Linked DNA regions of Homo sapiens: region 1 is linked to region 2. A link is a loop called in an ENCODE intact Hi-C map of the cell type or tissue named here. Cell type or tissue: heart right ventricle. All regions are shown on one strand. Each heading gives the region's core, and the rest is flanking DNA. Links, peaks and the distances in the headings are about the cores only.

Region 1 (11,851 bases), core at 8,673-11,172, 86 kb after region 2:
GATGGGGAGAGCTTTGCCATAGGCTGTCTGCAGAGGGAATAGGAAAAGACAGGGCAAGTCACTTCCTCTCTCTTTTCACCCCTCCCCTCTGAACTAAAGATGGTGATAACGCCTCCTTCAAGGGCTATTTTAAAGGTCAAATGAGTTGACAATGGTGGGGGTTCTTTATAGAATATTGTTGATATATCAGGTCACCTTTTTACCACTGCCACCCTGGTAGTTCATGCCACAGTGGTCTCTTGCCTGGCTTATCATAATGGCCTCCTTTTTTTTTTTTTAATAGTGTCTCTCACTGTGTCACCCAGGCTGGAGTACAGTGGCTCAATCATGGCTCATTGCAACCTCAGCCTCCTGGGCTCAAGCGATCTTCCTCTCAAGCTACCTTCCAAGTAGTTGGGACTGCAGGCATGCACCACCACACCTAGCTAATTTTTTGCAGAGACAGAGTTTCACCATGTTGCCCAGGCTGGTCTCAAATTCCTGGGCTCAAGCAGTCTGCCTGCCTCAGCCTCCCAGAGTGCTGGGATTATAGGCATGAGCCACTGTGCCTGGCCTAATAGCCTCTGTCTTTTTTTTTTTTTTTTTGAGACAGAGTCTCACTCTGTCGCCCAGGCTGGAATGCAGTGGCGCAATCTCGGCTCACTGCAACCTCCGCCTCTTGGGTTCAAGCAATTCTCCTGCCTCAGCCTCCCGAGTAGCTGGGATTACAGGTGCCTGCCACTACGCCCTGCTAATTTTTTGTATTTTTAGTAGAGACGGGGTTTCACCATGTTGGCCAGGCTGGCCTTGAACTCCTGACCTCGTGATTTGCCCACCTCGGCCTCCCAAAGTGCTGCGATTACAGGCATGATCCACCATGCCTGGCCAGTAGCCTCCTTCTTAACTGGCCTCTCCATGTCCCCCTGAAGTCTGTTACCAACATAGACAATGAGAGTGATCCTTCTTATTGCAAGTTGGTTCATGTAACTCCTGTGCTCAAAACCTACCTATTTCACTCAGAAAAGCCAGTGGTTTTCCATGGTGTACAGGGTCCTCTGTTATCTTCACTGCCACTTCCCTCCTCTTCCTCAACACACACATCCATGCCTCTTAGTGTTATTTCACACCACTTTCTCCCTCATTCACTTTGTTCTGATACATTGGCCTTCCTGCTAAATCCTACATGTGCTATTTGCTCTTCTGCCTCAAGGTCTTTGCTCAAATTTCATCATTTCGGAGACATCTCTCCTAATCACCATATAAATTAGCAACTTCCTACCACCTGCCCTCATGGAGTTTATATTCTAATGGGAGTAGGCTGACAGACAAGCATATAAATATATAGTAGTATTAAATATGTGGGTCGTCTTAGTCCATTTGGGCTGCTCTAACAAAGTACCATGAACTGGGTGGCTTATAAACAGTAATTTATTTCTCACAGTCCTGAAGACTGGGAAGTCCAAGATCAAGGCACCAGCAGATTTGGTGTCTGATGAGGACCCACTTCCTGGTTCATAGACAGCCATCTTCTCACTGTAACCTCGCACAGCCAAAGGGGCAAGGGAGCTCTCTGCACCGTGTTTGATGAGAGTACTAATCTCATTCATGAGGGCTCTGCCCAGAGGTCCTACCTCCTAATATATATTATCATGTGGGTAGGGAGGGGTAGGATTTCAACATGGGAATGTTGAGGGGATACATATTCAGTCAGTAGCATGTGTGTATTTATATATACTATCATATATATGTGTGTATAATATCATGTATGTATGTATATATGGTATCTAGCCTCTGATTAGAGGAATTATCTAAGGTGGTCCAAGAAAGACACATTCTTGCATATACACTCTCTCCCCATATCTTCTCTCTGTTCTCCAGAGCCTCTCTGCACTTGGTTTCTCTCTTAGCATCACAGTAGACTTTTAAGACAGGGAGAAGTGACTGGCTCACAGAGCCCCCTCCAACTTTCCATCTGTTAACACCTCCAAAAAGCCACTGGGATTTCTGTGACTCTAAGCAGCCCCTGCTGGCTCTAGCATACCTCTCCCCAGTGCCCAACTATAAGCTTGAAAAGACAATATGCTAGAATCTCTGCTCCAAAAGGGGCTGGACTAGGCCAGGCCAGACAAAGTGTACTTTGACTTTTTAGGCCCGGGACCCAGAATGAAGGCAAATGGGAGGAGATTCTTAGCCTTTGCCGGAGAGAGTTAAATATTAGGCCCTTTTACTTTAACAGGTGTGTGTGTGTGGTGGCGGTGGGGGAGGGGGGTGGTTGTTTGTTTATTGTTTGTTTTTGAGACAGGATCTTACTCTGTCACCCAGGCTGGAGTGCAGTGGTATGATCATAGCTCACTGTTAACCTTGAATTCCTGGACTAAAGCCATCCTCACACCTCAGCTTCCTGAGTAGCTGGGACTATTGGTGCATACCACCACACCCAGCTGATTTTTTTACTTGTTTTGTAGAGACAGGGTCTCGCAATGTTGCCCAGGCTGGTCTCAAACTCCCGGCCTCAAGCGATCCTCCTGCCTTGGCCACCCAAAGTGCTGGGATTACAGCGTGAGCCACTGCACTCAGTGTACAGGTGTGTGTTAGCTCTGCCACTTGATAGTTTGCAACAAGGCACCTCTGGATGCTGTAGATACAGACGTGAGCAAGGCAAGGACCCTGCCTCAATAGAGACATAGTCTGGTTGGAGAGAAAGAAAAATATACAAGTAACTATTATCTGTGATCATTATTTATCTAACAGATGTGTTCGAACATCTACTGTGGCAGACCAGGCACTCTTTTATGTGTCAGCAACATAGCAAGGAACAAGAGAGAGCTTATATTGTATAGGGAGGAGACAGATAAGAAACATAAAATAAATGAGTCCATGAAATTATTTTAGGTAACGATATGTACTGTGTGGGGGTAGGGGGAAACTAGGGTAATTGGATTGTAGAGAACTGTGCGGGGAATTGAGCATTTTTACTAGGAGATCAGGGAAGGCCTCTCTGTGGAATCAATATTTGAGGTAAGAACCAAATGTTGAGAAGGAGTCAGGCATGAAAAGATTTGGGAAAAGAACATTCCAGACCCAGGAAATTGCATGTCAGAGGATAAATGCTTGACTTATTCAAGAAGCAGAAAGAAGGCTAGTGTGTTTGAAGCACGGCGAGTAAGGGGTAAGTTGCGGGCAGGGGCTGCAGAGTGAAATGAGGCCGAAGGTAGGAAGGCTGAGCTGATGGAGTACCTCATAGATGCTGGCAAGCACAGGAAGGAGTTCAGATTTCATTTCATATGCAAAGGGAGGCCACTGCATTGAGTTTTTAGAAGGGGTTGACATGGTTCAATTACTGCTCTTTTTGTTTTTGTTTTTGTTTTTTTTGAGACAGGGTCTCGCTCTGTCACCCAGGCTGGACTGCAATGGCGCTCACAGCTCACTGCAGCCTGGAACTCCTGGGATCAAATGATCTCCTGCCTCAGCCTTCTGAGTAGCTAGGACTGCAAGCATGTGCCACCATACCAGCTAATTTTTAAAAATTTTTTGTAGAGATGGGGTTCTTGCTTTGTTGCCCAAGCTGGTCTTGAACTCCTGGGCTCAAGCAATCCTCCCATGTCAGCATCCCAAAGTGCTGGGATTATAGGCATGAGCCATGATGCCCATCCTAATTATTGCTTTTTAAAGGTTCCTTTACTGCTTCATGGAGAATAGAGATTACTAGCATGGTGTGATGGGGGAAAATGGTACAGAATGATCTGTAACCAAGAATATACTAAATACTTTGTGAGACCATTTATTTCAGTATTTGACCAGAAAAGTTTCATAAAGGAACTGATCCTTGAAGCCGAGACCTGCTTAGTTAAGTTGAAGTTTGCCCAAAGAAAATTAAAAATTGAAGGGAGAGAAGGGGACAGATTCCAAGCAGAGAGAATAAAACATGTAAAAGATCTCTGACAGATGATAGTCAAAATACAGAGATCCCAAATCCCACAGGGGAAACAGGAGGCGTTATATCTGAGTCAAAATTGAGATGAAAGCTCCAAGCAAAACACTAAATTAACATTGAGATTCCTGGCAGCCAAAGCAAAAACTTTTGTGGCTGGGCGCGGTGGTTCACGCCTGTAATCCCAGCACTTTGGGAGGCCACGGCAGGCAGATCACTTGAGGTCAGGAATTCAAGACCAGCCAGGCCAACATGGTGAAACCCCGTCTCTACTAATAATACAAAAATTACTGCATGCCTGTAATCCCAACTACTCAGGAGGCTGAGGCAGGACAATTGCTTGAACCTGGGAGGCAGAAGTTGCAGTGAGCTGAGATGGCGCCACTGCACTCCAGCCCCTGGGTGACAGAGCGAGACTCCATCTCAAAGAAACCAAAAAACCAGCTTCTGCCTTAGTGTATCAGGCTGTAATGAGGTCACCTATTCTCCAGGCCTTGGAAAAGAATCCAGGGTATTTTTTGCCCACGTGCCAAGGATTTGTCTCTAATCTTACCAGGCTACCAGTCTCTCTAGAAATGGTCCCCCAGAGCCAAGGCAAAAACAGCCCCACTCACCAGGCCCCCCAGACACCCAAATAGTCCCCTTACCATGTTGGTACCACTGTCTCAGGTTTGGGCTGAATCATAGCCTCAATGCAAAATTTCTTCTGGCCATTTCCAAAAATCAGATCTACCCTTAAAAAACAAAGATTTGGCTTTCCCTTTGTGAAGAAATGCTTCCCTCCCCCAGCTATCTCCAGTTCCTCAGCTCATCGTCTGGCACTACTGTGAGCATCACCTAGAAGGCCACTGAGATGTGCCAAGGAGAGTGGTGGGGATTTACAAACCAGTCCCCGCCCTTTATGGTAGGTGCCCTCCTGTCCTGCAGGGTCGGACCGATACCTGGAGAGCCGCGATGCCTCTCGACTGAGTGGCCGGGACCCCTCCTCATGGACAGTCGAGGATGTGATGCAGTTTGTCCGGGAAGCTGATCCTCAGCTTGGACCCCACGCTGACCTGTTTCGCAAACACGTAGGTGCTGCTGCCTGACCTCTCAGTAGGAACCTGTGTGGAGAGCCTCACCTGGTGGGGACAATACGAGATGTTTGGGGAGGAGGGATGCTTAGAGACAAAGGCTGAGGAGAACAGGTAGGCTTCAGCATCACAGCAGGTGAACTGGACTCCATGTGGCGGGCACTTCCCAGGATGGCCTATAATCAGAACCTGGGGTGGTCAGACCAACCAGGACTCTGATGGTGCCTCCCTTCCACTTCTGCCCACCTCCCCACCCCCCAGGAGATCGATGGCAAGGCCCTGCTGCTGCTGCGCAGTGACATGATGATGAAGTACATGGGCCTGAAGCTGGGGCCTGCACTCAAGCTCTCCTACCACATTGACCGGCTGAAGCAGGGCAAGTTCTGAACCAGGAGAGGCAGCCTAGACAACCAAGTGGCAGCAGGTGGGGGCATTCTTCTAGGAATGAGGGGCATCAGCCCACCCCAGGCACCTCAGTGGGGTTCCGGGCCACCTCAGGACTCCAAGAGGCTGTGTGGAGCCACCACTCCTAGCCACAGCTGCCATGATAAGTCCTTCCATGAAGGACTGAGGAGGGAGAGTGGGGGTCCAGGGCTGGTGCTGCTCTTCCCTCAGCTCTGCCGGGGCTCTAAGGTCCCTCTATTTATTTCTCAACCCTGGCTGGCCTCTCACCAGGAGTTTAGGCTGAATGCCTTCCACGTGATGGAGGAAAAGGCCAACTCTGTCCTGGTCTTGCTGTGGCACCCCATCGCCCCACAGCTCGTACCTTCTCACCAGATTCCCCTGAATCCAAACTCGTGGTGCAAACCTCTACCTTTTTTACAAAAAGATCTTATTGTTAATTTATTGTTTCTGGCACTTGGGCAAACCCTGTAGTTAATACTCCTCCCACACTAGACACTGGGTTTCAGGAGGAGGGAGACTGCCCTGCTTTGGTCCCAGAGAGGCCCTCTGCAGATAGGCGTGGCCCCTCTTCAGAGGACACTACCCTAGGGCACTTTCTCTTTGAGGTGGAGAGACCCATAAAGCCTTGACCACATCACTCCATATGGGGAGGAGAAGGATCCCTGTCACCTTCTCCTCTCTTCACGGGGCCCTTTTGCAGCCCTAGGCCTCATCTGTGGGAAGGGAGTCCCTGGCTTATACTGCCCCCACCACAGCTCCTTGCCCTGGCCAGAACTGCTGTCGAAGAAAATCAGGCCGGAAGGCCAAGAAGGCGCTAAGGGGGATGGGAGGGCAGGTTTTCCAGGCTGGAGTCGGTTCCACCCACTCGCCTGTCCACAGGCTTCCTTGTAAGCAAGTCAGCAGCACAGCTACTCACGCTGCCATCTGGACTTATTTTATGTCAATCTGTTTATAAATAAAAACCAATATAGATACCAGTGTCTTTTTAATCAGTTAACAGCCAAATCACTACGCATTCATTGGACCAGTCATTCCCCTTCTCTTGGTCTTAGTTTTCTCATACATAAAACGAGGCCGAGCACGCTGGCTCATGCCTGTAATCCCAGCACTTTGGGACGCCAAGGTGGGAGGATCTCTTGAGCTCAGGAGTTTGAGACCAGCCTGGGCAACATGGTGAAACCCCAGCTCTACAAAAAAAAAATACAAAAATTAGCCTGCTGTGGTGGCGCACACCTGTAGTCCCAGCTGCTTGGGGAGCTGAGGTGAGGGGATGGCTTGAGCCTAGGAGATCGAGGCTGCAGTGAGCCGTGTTCGCACCACTGTACTCCAGCCTAGGTGACAATTTGAGACCCTGTCTCAAATAAATAAAATGGAGAGCTTGGAAAAAATGATTCCTAAGCGTCCTTCTAATTCCAGCAGTCCCTAAAGAACAGGTGGTCTTCCGAATGTCCACCAGAGCCCCAGCATCACACAGGCCCCTTGGAAAGTCAGTATGTGAATCCAGTCTCCACCCTCAAAGGGCTTTGCTCTGGTGCAGCTAGACAGTAGTAAGCACAGCAGCTATGCAAAGCCAGAGCAGGAGGGAGCAATCTTACATCAGCAACTCCTAGGAGCCTCAGTGGCTGGGCATATCCTCACCCATATAGGGTGGGGAAAGATGCAGGCCAGCACAGCCAGGTCAGGCCTGCACTGTACCCCTTGTGCTGACCAGGGGCCAGGCACACAACTCCAGGGCCACACGTCGTGTTTATAATTGGAGTATAGGGTTTGCAGGAGGAAGAGAAGGCATAGGGGAGCAGCAGGTCAGTGCAGTATAACCTGATAATAACCACCACCAACACTTATATCACTGTGTGCCACATGAGCTGCTTACATGAATTAGAACTATCTCACTTACTCTTCACAACAAACCCATTTTATGGATAAGGAAACTTAAGCTCAGGTCACACAGGCAGGAAGTGCCAAAGCAGACATTTGACTGCAAGGCTGAGGTTCTAGCCAGCCCACCTATGTGCCAGGAAGCTTTGGGTGGGTCATTTCCTTTCTTTGGGCCCATCTGGCTATGGGGTATTTGCATGAGGAGACTTGTGAAGGCCCTTCAAGCTTTCACCAGTGACAAGTTCCAATATCATAACTTACTTAGAATATATTTTCTACTTGGCCACTGTGAGGTTCTAACCATGGTCACTGTGAAACAGTCAGGGTCAAGGCTGCCAAACAAGTTGAGGCCCTCATTTTCTACCAACTCCTTGACACTGGGGTTTTTTTTTTTTTTTTGACAGTGTCTCTGTCGCCCAGGCTGGAGTGCAGTGGCACGATCTCGGCTCCCTGCAACCTCCGCCTCCCGAGTTCAAGTGATTCTCATGCCTCAGCCTCCCAAGTAGCTGCGACTACAGGCACACGCCACCATGCCTGGCTAATTTTTTGTAGTTTTAGTAGAGTTTCACCATCTTGGCCAGGCTGGTCTCGAACTCCTGACCTCAAGTGATCCGCCTGCCTTGGCCTCGCAAAGTGCTGGGATTACAGGCCTGAGCCACCGCACCCGGCCAACACTGGGATCTTGTAGACTGTGCTGTTCATTCAGGGTATTCCCAATGAGCACCTTGCTGAACCCTAACAACAAACTTCTAGATGTGACCCTCAAGACACAGGGACTAAAGGTGACACTGGCATATGTAGGCAGGCCAGACATGCTGCAAAGCTGGGCACCCACCCCACCTTACCCTCTTCGCCAAGAGTATGTAACTTCCTACTGAGCATTGTTGTGAGAACTCATTGTGCTGAGTTGTTTTTCTACACTATCCCACTGAAACCTCACAACAGTCCTATAGTATAACTACTGTTTCCCTATCTTACAGGTGCTTAGAGAGGTTAATTCCATAGCTGTTAAGGGGTACATGTCCTGCTGCCTGCAACTCTCTCCCGTGGGCCTTTGTCTCAGATCCAGCTACCATTCAGACTCCAGACCCCTGCAGGCTACACTGGGCATGTCATTAACTTTGAAGACTGTCAAACAGAAATGGCCTGGCTGCAGGGCAGCGGGAAGCAGCCCTCTTCAGGGGAGGAGGGCAGTCCTCACAGAGCCTCTGGTCATCAGGAGTTATTCTCCTTGGTTGCCCAGGTGACAGCTCAGGTACAAGGGAATGAGACACATCAGGGAGAAGGGGGTTGGTTCACTGTGGCTTAGAGGCATCATTCCCCAAAGGAGCTCATATCTCTTTGAACAACTCAATAGGCATAGCTTTCAGGGACCCCATAAGCCACATACCCAATTGAGTCATTCCACATAGGACGCCCAACCTTATGGCTTTTTAACAAGTGTTTATAGTTCACACAGAAAACTCCAAGTGCTGATAATTTACAATTAGGAATCATGCTTACCATAAGTAATGTTGCACTGAAACAGCTAACATACTTTTATCTGGTTTCCAGACAAAAAGAACTAGAAAGGTAACCAAATGTCAAGTTCTGCAGGAAAGGAGAGGATGATTCACGCTGCCATAACCTCTGGGGTCAAAATTAAATGTTGTTTAAGAAAGAAAAAAACCCCTCAACTTTGGAAATTGTTTCAAAAGCCAAAAGCCTTCTAATAGTGACCCAGAATCATTAAAAGCACTCGAACGGGCCTCAGACCCAGTGCACACATGCTGCAGTGTTGGAGAGGCCACTCCGTGAACCCCAGCAGTCCAGTAGCCCACCAGGTGGAAAGGCACAGGTGCCAGAGGTCTCATGGCATCAGCTTCATGTGCTCACCCTCAATGGGGGGACAGGGAGATGACACTGACTTTGTGCTGAGCTCAGGAGGGAAACACCAAACACTTTGGGAGGTAACAGAGATCTAGGCCCCACCTAAGGCCGAATCCATGGGAGTGTGGGGCATTTTTCTGGAACACTCCGCCCTCCCCAGCCGTGGCTCCACCCTGCCTGCTGGCCGTGGACTGCATTGTCCAGACACTCTTTGTGGGGGTCTTATGGGACTCCTTAAGATTGATCCCTGAGGTGTAGCAATGGTGGGCCAAATGGACACTGTTCCGGCCCTCACACTGGTGCCACACTCCCTCGTTGGCAAGAGCCTGAAGGTGAATCATCCCTCCTTCTTTACCACCAAAACAAAAAGTGTGGGAAACCTTGAGAAGAGGGTCCCAACACTTCTCCCCTCAGCAGCCCTCAGCTTTTTGCAGCCTCTTTACCTAAGTACCCTGAGTCACTGGACATGGTCTTGCCACCACATTCCGTCAGGGCAGAGCCACAGCTTCCAGCCTTCAGCCCAGAGGCAGTCACAGCCAAGCATCAGAACTGCGGCTCTGTGCCTACAGTGCCAAAGCCACTGCAGGTGCTCACAGAGGCTGGCAGCCCACAGTACCCAGGGCACAGACACTAGGCTGGAGCCACTCAAGTCAGAGATACTCTGCAGTAACTGGGGCTGGGCCCTGTCAGAGCCAGGTGGGGATCTACAGGCTGGAGGCAGCACGCTAGGGGAGGGCTTGAGACCAAGGGAGGCTGGAGTGATGTGGGTCCCAGGACCTGGAAAGCTATGTTTGTAACTCTGCTCCCCAGAGTTCGCTCTTCTTGATCATCCTTGTTCTCTCCTGCACCTGGCTGGGCTCATTCCTCTTCCCTATCCCTCTGCCCCTTGACTGGCCTTCCTGGGCAAACAGCAGATTGTGAAGTGGGAGCTGTGGGGAAGAGGGGATGGCATGCCTGCTGTGGGTTCAGGGATTGTGGCCATGTGGGCCACCCAGTGGACACTGTCCAGATAACATGAAAAGAGGCCATCCACAGCGGCTCAGCTCTCTGCCCCTCATCTTTGGGCCCCACCTCACATTCATAAAGAGGCTTAAATTCTAGGGTTTTTTCCTTCAGTTCAAGATGAGGTTTGTCAGTGAGGTCACAGACATCCAGCAAGAGGGTTAACGGGGCTGCTTATCCCCCCACTGGGAACCCACCACTCCAAGCTGCCTGCAGAGCACCTATACTTTCTAATACTATTACCTAATACTAGAGAGCCAGAGACACCGTAAATAACCTTGTTATCTTATATTTATGTATTTAAAAGATGGTTCATAAATGTGTTTAGTGCTTACCATGAAAGACAATTTTTACCCCCATCTCCAAAAAGAAGTAGAACTGATTCAGCTCACAGAAGGCTGTTAAAGGCGCCAGAGAAATATGTGATGCAGTGGCTTAAAGAGACTGCCAGGAAGAGTGGGGAAAGTTGCTGCACTCAAGTCAATTTGGGAAATTTCATGCAGAACAGCCACCCAATAGCAAGGCCTCTAGGTAAGTAGGGAGAACGCCTCTGGTCATGTTCAGGTGTTTCGTCTGTCAAGGTGCTTCTCCCGGACAGCTATTTCTGCACAGTTCAACACGACTTGAGTTGGCCATCTCAAAACAGCTATAGCCTCAGTTGCTGTGAGGGCACCTCATGGATGACAGAGGCAAGAAAGGCTTGAGGGAGAGGGGGTGAGGCAGGGGGAGCTTGGAGCCGTCATTCTCTAACCCTAAGAGCTGTGGACACAAAGCCGAGCCCAACCTGGCTGCTGCCCGGGCGGGCAAGGAGAGGGCACCGAATGCACTCTCCCCAGAGCCTCGCACTGCCACCAGTTGAGGCCTGCGCCCCTCTCTTCCCCGCACACCATAGCCTCTTTTCTTGAGTGCTCTACCCAAACTACTGCCTCACCCCCTAGGAAACAAACATTTGGTAACATCTTCAGAAAGGCTGCTTTCAAGGAAGGCAGCTTCTCTACGCTGTCAAACAGCTTTCTTAGTTGAAGCATCTAACTGTGGCACCATCCTTACTGCCCCCAATTGGGGCTTCCAGAAGCAGTGTGGGCAAGCGCTGCCAGCCTTCTGCAGAATGATGAGCACTGGTCAGTCCTGTGCTGATAAAGACTGTGTGTCACCCACGTCTTGGTTTCTCCAACAGCAGGTAACAACCTCATCTTCCCAAAGAGATAGATAGCTACGCCTGACCTATTTTTCAGGGCTCTTCTGGACAGCAGCCTCTGTCTCCAGCACAGAGAAGGGCCTGGCGTCAGGGGGAGCCCTGGAGCCTACCATGTGCCTCCTGCTCCATCTTGGGAGCAGCTGGGCCCTGTCAGTACTCAGTAGAGCCTGGGATTGGTGACTGACTAAAGAGGGAGGTGGAGGCTTTAGGCAGCAGCGCTGAAAGAGGTGGCAAGAGGTGACCTGCATGGGAACTGGGGCCTGAAGAGACATCACTAAGTGGGGAAGTGTGTCCCACAGCCAAGCTGCATGGTGGGTGGGCCGCTGGGTCTGCTTCCAGTGTGTGGTGGGACCCACAGGGAGCTGAGTTTTCCTGTTTGATTTCCCGCACCCAGCCTGCCTGTGGCTGGCCAAGAAGGCATTGTTGAACCTCATGAGATCACAGAGGTAGCTGTGCAGGCCCCGCCCACTTCCTATAACCCTGGTTCTGGCCGTCCCTGTGCCAAGCCTCCAAGTT
Region 2 (11,851 bases), core at 3,669-6,168:
TTAGCACCCAGGAACTCTCTACACTTCCGGTGAAAGTATACAATGTTACAACCACTTTGGAGTACAAGTTAAAAATATTTGATAAAGCAGAAGATGTATATATCTACCCTATAACCCAGGAATTCAGGAATTCTACACCTAGATGTATAACCTAAAGAAACCTTCCTACACATATACAAAGAAGTGCAAGGATGGTGGTTAAAACTCTTTTAAAATAGTAAACAATTGGAAAGATCTTTAAGTGTCCAAAGGAGAATGAATAAATTTCGATATATATATACAATGAAATACTATTACAAGTTAAAATGAATCAGAGCTAAATTTATCAACATGGGCAGATTTCAAAAACATACTGCTAAACAAAAAGCAAATTGTACAATGATATATACAGTATAATACCATTTATATAAAATTTAAAAGCAGGCAAATGGGTATGTATGTATATAGTAAAATATAAAACATGCATGGGTAGCTGTTACCTCCGTGGTAGGTAGAGGGGGAATGGAATATGGGAAGGGCAGAAAGGGAGATTCAACTTTATCTGCAACCTTTTATTTCCTTTTTAAAAAATCTGAAGCAAAGTTGTCAAAATGTTAGGATTAATAAAGTAATACTTTAAATATTGAAATATTGAATTTAAAATTAATTTAAAAGAAAGGCTATATATCCATTATAAGTCTCATGTAGCAGTCACTTTTTAATCATCCAAATTAGATAGTAGTCTATTGGCATAATGGCCTCTCTTTGTGTCTAGGTGTGTATGTTTCTGTTTCTCATCTAGGAGCCACCATCGCCTTCCCACAACTTCTTCAAAATGGGAATGAAGCTAGAAGCTGTGGACAGGAAGAACCCTCATTTCATTTGCCCAGCCACTATTGGGGAGGTTCGGGGCTCAGAGGTGCTTGTCACTTTTGATGGGTGGCGAGGGGCCTTTGACTACTGGTGCCGCTTCGACTCCCGAGACATCTTCCCTGTGGGCTGGTGTTCCTTGACTGGAGACAACCTGCAGCCTCCTGGCACCAAAGGTAAAGGCCCATCTACGTGCTCTTGAAATCAGGACCCAGATGATAAGGGAGACTACCCAGGGCTGTCATGATCATATCTTCACCAGTATACTTCACTAGTATGCAGGGGAGGAGCAAGGGCCAGCAGCTTAGGTAAAAACCCAGGTCTACCAGGGAGCAATTAGAAACAGTTAAGTATTAAGTGTCAAATGAAACCGCATATGGCATTTGGGATAAAGTAATAATTCTTTGCTCTACATATCCTGGTTTATTCTCAGGCAACCAGCTTTTCATCTCTCTTACTTTTGTCCCTAACCCATTACAAAGTTTGAGTACTAGTATTCCCAAGGCACACACCTTCCTCTGACCTTAGGGGCTTTGGATAAAAGCTGGAGTAACACTGTATTGTAAAAATAGTTGAGAAGCACTGTAGCAGGATGGAAAAAGAACAAGCTTTGAAGTAAGATAGACATGGGTTTGAGGTCCATCTTTGCCTTTTATCAGCTGTGTAGCTTTGGGCAGTTAATTTACCTCCTTAAACTACAAATTCCACATCATGAAGTAGAAAACCTACTTTATGAAGTTATTGTGAGGAATAAATGAGATTACATGGGTAAAATGCTTACATGAAAAGTTGATGACTAGCAAGTACTAAACAAATTTTTATTGTATTACTGCTGCTATTATAGTTATATTCTATATTATAACTATATCATATTATACTATATGATTATTACAATATGCTATATTATCATTATTATAAAACTAACCACTACCTATGAGAGAGTATATATAAAGTACTAGAATAGTGTCACAGACTAAATGAACAATAAAATGATACAGATGATGACAGTGGAGAAGGTCCAGAATAGATTTTGAGGTAGCTGCTTTTAGTAAAGATAATAATAATAATCTCATCCTCTTAAGTCTAAAAAGTACTGGTGAATCTGAGGGAATGAAAAGTCACCCTTCTTATTGTCTGAGGATCTTTTTCTAAACCTCTGTTGAATTCATTCATTCAATTAGCCAAATATTTATTGAGCACCTAATTGTAAGCCAAGCTGAGAGTACACAAGTGACAAAAATGAACAACATTGCTGTGCTCATGACACCTCCATTCTAGTTGGGTGAAACAGATGGTAAACATTTAAATCAAGAAATAAGATAATTTCATATAGATAATTTTTATAGACAGAAATAAAATAATTTCTCCTAAGGAAATAAAGTATGATGGGATAGTGACAGTGAAGGTATAATTGTAAAGGGTTTTTTTTGTTTAATAGCCCTATTGAAATATAATTGACATAAGATAAATGGCATGTATTTAAAGTGTACAATTTGAAAAGTTTTGACATCTATATACATCCATGAAACCATTACCACAATGAAAATAATGAACATATTTATCATTCACAAAAGTTCTTTGTAGAGGGGAAACTTGTTTAGGAAGAATTTCTTTTCAAGAAATTTGTCTGAAAAGTTGATACTTGAATTGAGACCTGAATGATGAGAAGGAGTCATCCAAGGAAAGAGACTTCCAGGCAGGCAGAAGGAACAACTAATATAATGATGCTGAGACATGAGTGAGTTTGCTGTGTTCCAAGGGCAGAAAGCAGACTGCTGTGACTAGAATGCATTGCCTGAGCAAGAAAGTGGTACAAGGGGCTGGGTGCAGTGGCTCACATCTGTAATCCCAGCACTTTGGGAGGCCAAGGCAGGCAGATCACCTGAGCTCAGGAGTTTGAGACCACCCTGGCCAACATGGTGAAGCCCCATCTCTACTAAAAATACAAAAATTAGCAAGGCGTGGTGGTAACACGCCTGTAATCTCAGCTACTCAGGAGGCTGAGGGAGGAGAATTGCTTGAACCTGAGAGGCAGAGGTTGCAGTGAGCCAAGATCGCACCAATACACTGCAGCCTGGGCGACAGAGCGAGACTCTGTCTCAAACAAAAACAAGCAGTGCAAGATGATGTTGGAGAAGTGGACAGGTGCCAAATCATGTAGGACCTTGTAAACCAGAGTGGGAATATTGGATTTTATTCTAAACATATTAGGGAACCATTAGAAGGTACTAAGCCAGGGAAGTGACAAGATTTGATTTACTTTAAAAAAATCACTTGGACTTGTATCCAGAATATAAAAGAACACCTATAACTCAATAATAAAAAAGACAACCCAATTTAAAAATAAGGAAAGGATTTGGATAGATATTTCTCCAGATAACATACACAGATAGCCAATAAGCACTTAAGATGCTCAATATCATTCATCATTAGGGAAATGCAAATCAAAGCCACAGTGAAATACAACTTCACACCCATGGATACAGCTATAAGCAAAAGACAGATAATAACAAATGTTGCTGAGAATGTGGAAAAACTGGAATTCTCGATCATTGCTGGTGAGATTGGAAAATGCTGCAACCACTTTAGAAAACAGTTTGGATGTTACTCAAAATGTTAAAGAGTTACCATGTGACCCAGTAAGTCCACTCATAGATATATACCCAAAAGAATAGAAACATATGTTCACACAAAAACACATAATGAACATTCATGGCAGCATTATTTATAGTAGCCAAAAAGATAAAACAACCCAAATGTTCATCATCTGATAAATGGATAAATAAAATGTGGTATAGCTAGAGGACAAAATACTAATTGGCAATAAAAAAGGAATAAAGTACTAATACATGCTACAGTATAGATGCATCTTAATAACATTATGCTAAATGAAAAGCCAGTCACAAAAGATAATCATTGATGATTACATTTATATGAAATGTCCAGAATTGGCAAATACACATAGACAGAAGTAGATTCGTGGTTGCCAGTGACTAGGGGAGGGAAAATGGGAAATGACTGCTATTGGGGTTTCTTTTGAGGATAATGAAAATGTTTTAAAATTAGGGATGATGTTTGCACAACTCTGAATATCTTAGAAAACACAAATGTAGGGTGAATTTGTGGTATGTAACTTATGTCAATAAAGCTATTATCTAAAAAAAATTACTTGAGCTGGTCTGTGGAGAATGAGTTGTACAGTGGTAATTGTGGACAAGGAAGAAATGAGGTTGCTTGGATTAGGATAGTTGCACTGAGGTGGAGAGATCCTCGGGCAGAATGAAAGGGAAACACACTTCTTGGCTCAGGAAAGTGCCACTCCTCTCTGTGATGCAAGAAACAAGTACCCTGGGGTCAGTATGGTAAATGCATTGTGAGGAAGCACTGTGAGGTAATAGCTCTGTGGAAGCAGCAAGAAGCGAGGTACCTTGGAACTGATAGCAGAGTCATTTTTGTTACTTGAGGCTAAAACAGGATAAGCCTTGGTGCTCTGGGCTTTATTCAGTTAATAGGTTGATTTTCTCATTTTCATGCCTAGGGAATTCACTGTTCTTTTGACTGATAAATCTAGAGCAGTTAGGCAGTTCTCCAGAGCCAACAGAGCTGACGGTCTTTGTGTCCAGGTTGCTGGATATGCATTCCTTTTTGGCTGCAAACCTTGCTGATAAGAAATATGACTCACTCTGTGGCTGATGCTTCCAGAGAAGTTTGCTGACTGTTTTCCTCTCTTCTGTGTCTCTGGAGTCCTTAGATTTTCAACAGAAGATGGTCAGAGGACCAGGCTCAGAAGGTAGAGAGAGACCTTCCAGGTGACATTTCCAGACCAGGTGCTTCAGTCATCATTCCAGCAGTTAGGTTGTTCCCTCTAACAACTGTCTCCTCCCACACTTTACACCCTCAGTAAGTCCTACAAAAGCGCTTTCTATAACAGCAGAAGTTTGGCCAGCAGTCTCCATGTCCTGGCTAAGGAGCAAGTGATGCAATGTGGAAAAAATGTGGTTACTCAATTCATTTCACAAAACAAGTTGTTCTCTGTGTGTAAGCCTGTTCTCTTTCTAATCATACTATTTCCTCCTTCTTTCCTACCTTCTGGTCATTAGTATGCAAATGTTAAAAATTCAGAGTAAGATAATGTTTCCTGCTCATGGCAAATAGGAAAAACCAATATTTATTTAATGTTCCTTTACACACAGATTTTCATTTTATCTTCTGGTAACTCTGAACAAGGTATAATTATTTTCAGATACATTTTATTTATGAGAAAACTGAAGCTCAGATAATTAAATGACTTGGCTCTGTTGATATCTGAGTCTAGAGAGTGAAACCATGGAGATCTTTTAGTAGAGCCACCTGTCAGGACCAATATATCACTGAGGCATATTGTTTTCACACTTGTCTCCCTGATACTCTTCCCATTCTCCTTTGGCCCTTCTTCAAAGCTTCATTTGAGACCCTGGATTTTGGCTTCCAAATCCTGATAAAAAATAGGAAAGAAAAAGTATGGTGTAGTATCAGAGCACTGAACTGGGTTCTAGTCCCAGCCAGGCCACAAACTTGGTTACGTCATTGAGCAAGTCATTCTTACATGTGAGAGGCTGAACTACATGATCCCTAGTGGGCACTTTTACCTCTGTAATACTATCTAGTTTAATGATCTTGGGAATAGGTAGCAGGTGACTCCTGTGCCTCTGTCTCCTACATGATTTTAGGTTCATCAGCTCACCTATCACCTATCTCTGCCTTTTTGAAGTAATTCCTGTGTGCCAGCTGTCTGCTGCCTCTCTTTTTCTCCTTTTCTAAGCCAAGTAGTATCCCTTTTAGTTGCTAAACTCCTGTGGCCAAGCCAACTCTGATGGGTAGTAACTACCAAGCGTCCAACTAATCCAGAGTACTTGGTTATAAAAGGCAGAAGCTTTTTACTTTTAGCTTATTTTTTGTGACTTAAAATAAAACTGAAACAGATACATGCTTTAGTTTTTAAATGTAAAAAGCAAAATGAAGAATTCAGTACATATGGCATGACTATGATGCTAATCATACCTTTAGCCATCATGATAATCCACTTGACTTCCCCTTGCTCTGATTTCAGGCTGGGAAAGCCAGTTTCAGATTATACCTTAGCTCCCTATGTGGATTGATAGCAGCGAGACAACATGAGACCCAAGCTACTTTATATTTTTATTATAAATTAATATATTGCTATTCTGGATTAGTACATTCGTCTCTTGTGACTTCATATGTTGTTAAACTGGATCTGTCTGCTGTCTACATGCTAATCCAAATATGGGAATCTAGTAGAGGTGCTGCACTTTAGCATACCTGTTAGAGTACATGGTCAACCAGGCCTCCTTTACCCTCTCAGTCTACCCTTTCTACCTGCGACAGGTTTCTTTGTACAAAGCAAAAATTTCAAAATCGGACTCAACATCGTGGCTCACGTACAGGATTCTTACACTGGTCTGGAGGGTAATAATTTGATGCTTAGAAACAAAACTTTCAGAATATCTTTTCCTTTTTTTATTTGGAAAGTGCTTTCCATACTTAAAGAATGTTCTCTTTTTGTTTTAAAACCACATACGAAATTATGCCACAATCACTTTGGGATTCTAGGGCAGAAAGAGTTAATTAAATTGTAATCCTAGGCTAGGCGCAGTGGCTCACGCCTGTAATCCCAGCACTTTGGGAGGCCGAGGCAGGCAGATCACAAGGTCAAGAGATCGAGACCATCCTGGCCAACATGGTGAAACCCCGTCTCTACTGAAAATACAAAAATTAGCTGGGTGTGGTGGTGCCCACCTGTAGTCCCAGCTACTCGGGAGGCTGAGGCAGGAGAATCGCTTGAACCCAGGAGGCAGAGGTTGCAGTGAGCCAAGATCATGCCACTGCACTCCAGCCTGGTGACAGAGCAAGACTCTGTCTCAAGAAAGAAAAAAAAATGTAATCCTAGACTACAGAGAGAAAAACTAGGATAGAGGCAAGAATAATACAACTTAAGGCTAACTTGTAGGTCTCAACATGAGGTCACCTGATAGACTGATCTTCCTCATCCATCCATTTATTCAAATTCTAACTATCAAGTCATGATTAAGTACTAGTCATTGGCTCAGTTGATGGAGATTCTGCCGTTAGTGTTTACAGTTTTGTGAACATATAGACCAATAAAGTACGACTTTGGAGGAATAAAGTACAGAGGGACCCCAACCTAGATTGAGGGGACTGGAGGTTGGAGATCTCTATAACCTCCCTTGAGCCTAGCATGTCTAACATGGGCTGCTCTATAGCTATTGGGTAAATGGATGAATAAAGGACAAGACTTCCAAACGAAGGCTTCCAAATGAAGTGATGTCTAAGCTGAAACCTTAAGAATGGGAAGGTAGAGAAAAAATTCTCTCTAGCAGTGGAAACAGATTAGTGTAGGGCCAGAAGTTAAAAAAAAAAAAAAGTATGGTCAAGGAATTAAAAAATAGTTAAGGCCGGGCGTGGTGGCTCACGCCTATAATCCCAGCACTTTGGGAGGCAGAGGCGGGTGGATCACAAGGTGAAGAGTTAGCGACCAGCCTGACCAATATGGTGAAACCCCGTCTCTACTAAAAATACAAAAATTAGCCAGGTGTGGTGGCTGACGTCTGCAGTCCCTGCTACTCGGGAGGCTGAGGCAGGAGAATCGCTTGAACCTGGGAGGCAGAGGTTGCAGTGAGCTGAGATTGCGCCACTGCACTCCAGCCTGGGTGACAGAGTGAGACTCCATCTCAAAAAAAGAAAAAGGAAAAAAGAAAATGGCTAGATTGTAGGGTGTAAGTAGAGGAGCAGAAAGAGATAAGGCACAGCAGAGGAAGGCGCAGAATGCTTCCCTCATAGACCATCTTAAGGATCTGGATTTTTACCTTATGAGCATCGAGAACTGTATTAGGCTGTTCTTGCATTGCCATAAAGAAATACCTAAGACTGGGTAATTTATAAAGAAAAAAGGTTTAATTGGCTTAGAGTTCTGCAGGCTGTATAAACACGGTGCTGCATAGCTTGGCTTCTGGGGAGGCCTCAGGGAGCTTTTACTCATGGTAGAAGGCAAAGCTGGAGCAGGCAGATGGCAGTGTGGGGAGGGGGGTGTCACACTTTTACAACAACCAGAACTCACTCACTATCTCAAGGACAGAACCACACCCTGAGGAATCCACCCCCATGACCCAAACACCTCCCACCAGGCCCCACCTCCAACGCTGGGGCTTACAGTTTGACGTGAGATTTGGGCAGGGACAAAATATCCAAACTAAATCAAGAACTATTGGCTGGGCGTGGTGGCTCACACTTGTAATCCCAGCACTTTGGGAGGCCGAGGCGGGCAGATCACCTGAGGTCAGGAGTTCGAGACCAGCCTGGCCAAGTTGGTGAAACCCTGTCTCTACTAAAAATACAAAAATTAGCTGGGCATGGTGGCGTGCACCTGTAATCACAGCTACTAGGGAGGCTGAGGCAGGAGAATCGCTTGAACCCAGGAGGTAGAGGTTGCAGTGAGCCAAGATCGTGCCACTGCACTCCAGCCTGAGTGACAGAGCAAGACTCTGTCTCAAAAAAAAAAAAAAACTATCAAATGGGCTTTTAAGTAGTAGAGTTACAGCTCAGATTTGTGTTTTAGAAGGACCATTTTGGCAACAATGAAAGGACGGATTCAGATGCTGGAGTCAGGGATGCCAGTTAACAAGCTGTTATAATATTCCAGGTGAGAGAGAAAATTGAAGCAGTGACATGGTGGTGAGGATAAGATGGGGTGGGGGGCATATTCTTTGAATAAAGAAGACAAAATGCAAGTTCTTAATGTGTATCACCTATTGTGACTATTTTATTTATTTAACAAACAAGCCCTGTACCATGTAAAATAATGCCAAGTTTTCAGTGTAAGTATTTATGAGGAGCTAAAATTCTTCTTTCTGTCATGTCTAGGAAGTTGGGATTGTTTTCTACCTGGAGTCCATGTTAAATGGAATGAATTTATTAACTGCCTCTTTATGTCCCCACCACTTGGAACATGCCATTTATTCAGTAATATCTGTTAACTGAAATAGGTTATACTATATTTTCTGATTCCATTTCTGTTGATCCTCATCTAAAGCCGTTATTCAGATATTCACTTAATTACAAAAAATAAGAATACTACTCGCATCTATGACAAATTTGACAGATTATTAAAAGCTATTTAAGGCCAGGCACAGTGGCTCATGCCTGTAATCCCAGCATTTTGGGAGGCTGAGACAGGTGGATCACCTGAGGACCAGAGTTCAAGACCAGCTTGGCCAACATGGTGAAACCCTGTCTCTACAAAAATACAAAAAAAAAAAAAATTAGCTGAGCATGATGGTGGGCATCTGTAATCCCAGCTACTTCGGATATTGAAGCAGGAGAATCACTTGAACCCAGGAGGCAGAGGTTACAGTGAGCCGAGATTGTGCCACTGCACTCCAGCCTGGGCAACAAGAGTGAAACTCCATCTCAAAAAAAAAAAAAGGCTGTTTAATGTTACGGTTTTTTAATTTTGGAAACCTAATGGCCAAAAGTAAGAGTGGCACAGGGCACTAAGATTTGTTTCCAGAGCCCATATTCACTCACCTCTCAGTTACTAAACACATGTACACCTCTACACCTGGACCACCCCCTGCCCTTCCACCCAGCTTTTTTTCCTAATAAGCCACAACAACCAGGAGGGTGTGGTCTCTACAGGTTTGGCAGCTAATATACCCCTCTTGTCTCCTGAGAAGGTGTGTTCACTAGCCACTAGTTCAGTAGTTCACTGTCAGAAAAGATATGAGCATGTTGGTTAATAAGTGAAGCAAATTCTTTTTTGTTTATTGATATGTAATAATTGTACATTTTGATGGGGTACCTGTGATATTTTGATACATACATACAATGCTTAATGATCAAATCAGGGTCATTGGGATATCTGTCACCACAAACATTTATCATTTATTTGTGTTGAAAGATTGCAAATCAAAGCTAACTTTTTGGTGCCTTTAATGAGAATAGCCACTCAGGTACTATTTTCCCTTTAACCCTCTCAGATATATTGTGTCCAGACCTTGCCCCTATTTATATACCATTTCCTCCTTCCATAAACACACGTATGCATATAGTCTCTGTCCTTATTTCAGCTTTGGCCTTGTGATCTCATCACATCTGGTAAATCCGTCCTTTATTCACCTATCTATCCACAGTTACAGGCTCATGTTAGCAGTGCTAGGTTCACTGGAGGTTATAGACAAGTGTCTGCCTCCCCAGTTGATTGAATGATTGAAATGAGAAAATTGGTGGCAAATGCATAGCACCATGTAGCACGTAGTAGATGCCCACTGTGCGTTAGTTGCATCTGAATCAAGATCCCCAGGCCTCCCAAGAAAAGGGAACTGCACGCAGAGCCAGGAAAGTGCTCTATTTTGGTCAGGAAAAATAAATATGAGATGAGGCTTCTGCAGTGAACCAGTACTCTCATAACTGATTTTTTCTTGGTTATATGCTTGTGGTACACAAATAGAAATAGGAAAATGGGGAAGTGAGATGGGTGGAGTAGATTATGAAGCAGAGAATCTGGGTTCTCCCACTGATTGTAATTAGGTCTGCCCAAGGGACCAGAAAAAAAAACTCCCATTCCATATCTCTCTTCCAGAATCCTTAAGCTGCCCCTTGACTCTGCCCATTCGCTCTCTCTCTTGCCCTCACAAACTCCAGATGCCTGAGAATGGTAGCAGTTTTCGACATGTATAATGAAACAATTGGCATCTCTCAAGCTGTTTGAAATAGTGAGATGTGATTTATGCAGTTCATAAATTTGACCACATTTACTGTTTTCTTGGGAATACATAGAACCCATATAGGGTTTTTTTGGCAAGCTTTTATTGTAACACCCACTGTGCCAGCATCAATACATATCAATTTACAAAATCCCCAATTTTAAATAAGTGTTGGTGATTTTCAGGAAAATCTTACTGAAAACCAGTGATAAATTGTGTTACTAAATTTCTTCCCTTGGGCCGGGCGCAGTGGCTCATGCCTATAATCCCAGCACTTTGGGAGGCCAAGGCGAATGGATCACTGGAGGTCAGGAGTTTGAGACCAGCCTGGCCAACATGGTGAAACTCCATCTCTACTGAAAATAAAAAAATAAAAAAAAATTAGCCAGGAGTGGCGGCTCATGCCTGTAATCGTAGCAACTTAAGAGACTGAGACAGAAGAATCGCTTGAACCTGGGAGGTGGAGGTTTCAGTGAGCCGAGATCATGCCACTGCACTCCAACCTGGGTGACAGAGTGAGACTCTGTCTTAAAGAAAAAAAAAAAAATTTTCTTCCCTTGATTCCCTAGATTATTTTTGAGGAACTATTACAGTTATAAATGAGAATTTCTGAATCTCAATAATGACTTAATAGAAAAAAAACAAAACATAAACATTCATATATGTTAAGAAGATGAGAAAAACCTGGCAAACTCAAACCAAGCAAAGAAAAAAGAGGAGGTTCTGAGGGTGATATGGCAAGAAGGCAGGATTGTGGTTGTAAGCTGTTAAAATTTATTGTCTTGTGCTAAGGAAAGCTGGAATGTTTTTGACTGTGTGGCTGACTAGCAGGTGCTTTCTCACCATGTGCTTTCATGCCACCTTTCTGAGTGGCCTAAGCTTGACTAGCCATTAGCAGACCATCTTCTAAGAAAATATAGCCCTCCACTTGCCGAAACTGCTCCTGAATCATCTTACCTACTGCCCTAGAAAACTAAGGTCAGTTGCACCTTTTAGTTTCAGTAATATGAGGCTTTTGAAGTTTGTGGTCCTATCATGCATGATTTTAGTTATCTGTTTTCCCCCACTCTCTGCAGATTTATCAGCCTGAAGTCCCCAGGAAAATGTGACATGTCTTTGTAGTTGCAGAGGTCCTCTATCCATGTTGTAGGAATGAGTCAGGAGAGAAAAAAGGAGCTGGATATGGAGTACCAAAAGTGTTAACTGAGCTGGATCAGAGCAGG

What was found. A loop is a pair of places that touch in the nucleus more often than their neighbours do. Peaks named below come from ENCODE experiments on the same cell type or tissue, not always from the same donor. Only the 100,000 strongest peaks of a DNase experiment are listed, where the experiment ranks them.
Region 1: a loop joins it to region 2, with 2.0 times the contacts of the local background. A loop is called at or near these places in 11 of 110 quality-filtered maps.

What each region holds. Positions count from the first base shown.
Region 1 is chr1:41,021,713-41,033,563 of GRCh38, reverse strand. SLFNL1-AS1 (SLFNL1 antisense RNA 1) reads right to left here. Exons shown (of 4, transcript NR_037868.1): 2 at 4,852-5,031. SLFNL1 (schlafen like 1) reads left to right here and starts at 11,839. Exons shown (of 6, transcript NM_144990.4): 1 at 11,839-11,851. It overlaps SCMH1 (Scm polycomb group protein homolog 1), which reads left to right. Exons shown (of 16, transcript NM_001394311.1): 15 at 4,838-4,980; 16 at 5,245-6,362. The coding sequence ends at 5,370. RefSeq lists a silencer at 1,121-1,321 and an enhancer at 5,781-6,699. In heart right ventricle, for the core only: a CTCF peak has its summit at 10,130 (motif pointing left); no DNase peak of the experiment used is centred there; H3K27ac peaks cover 276 bases.
Region 2 is chr1:41,102,457-41,114,307 of GRCh38, reverse strand. SCMH1 (Scm polycomb group protein homolog 1) reads left to right here. Exons shown (of 16, transcript NM_001394311.1): 8 at 782-1,025. Among named protein-coding and RNA genes, the nearest start is that of SLFNL1, 87 kb to the right of the region's middle. In heart right ventricle, for the core only: no CTCF peak of the experiment used is centred there; DNase peaks (open chromatin) are centred at 4,199 and 4,767; H3K27ac peaks cover 2,428 bases.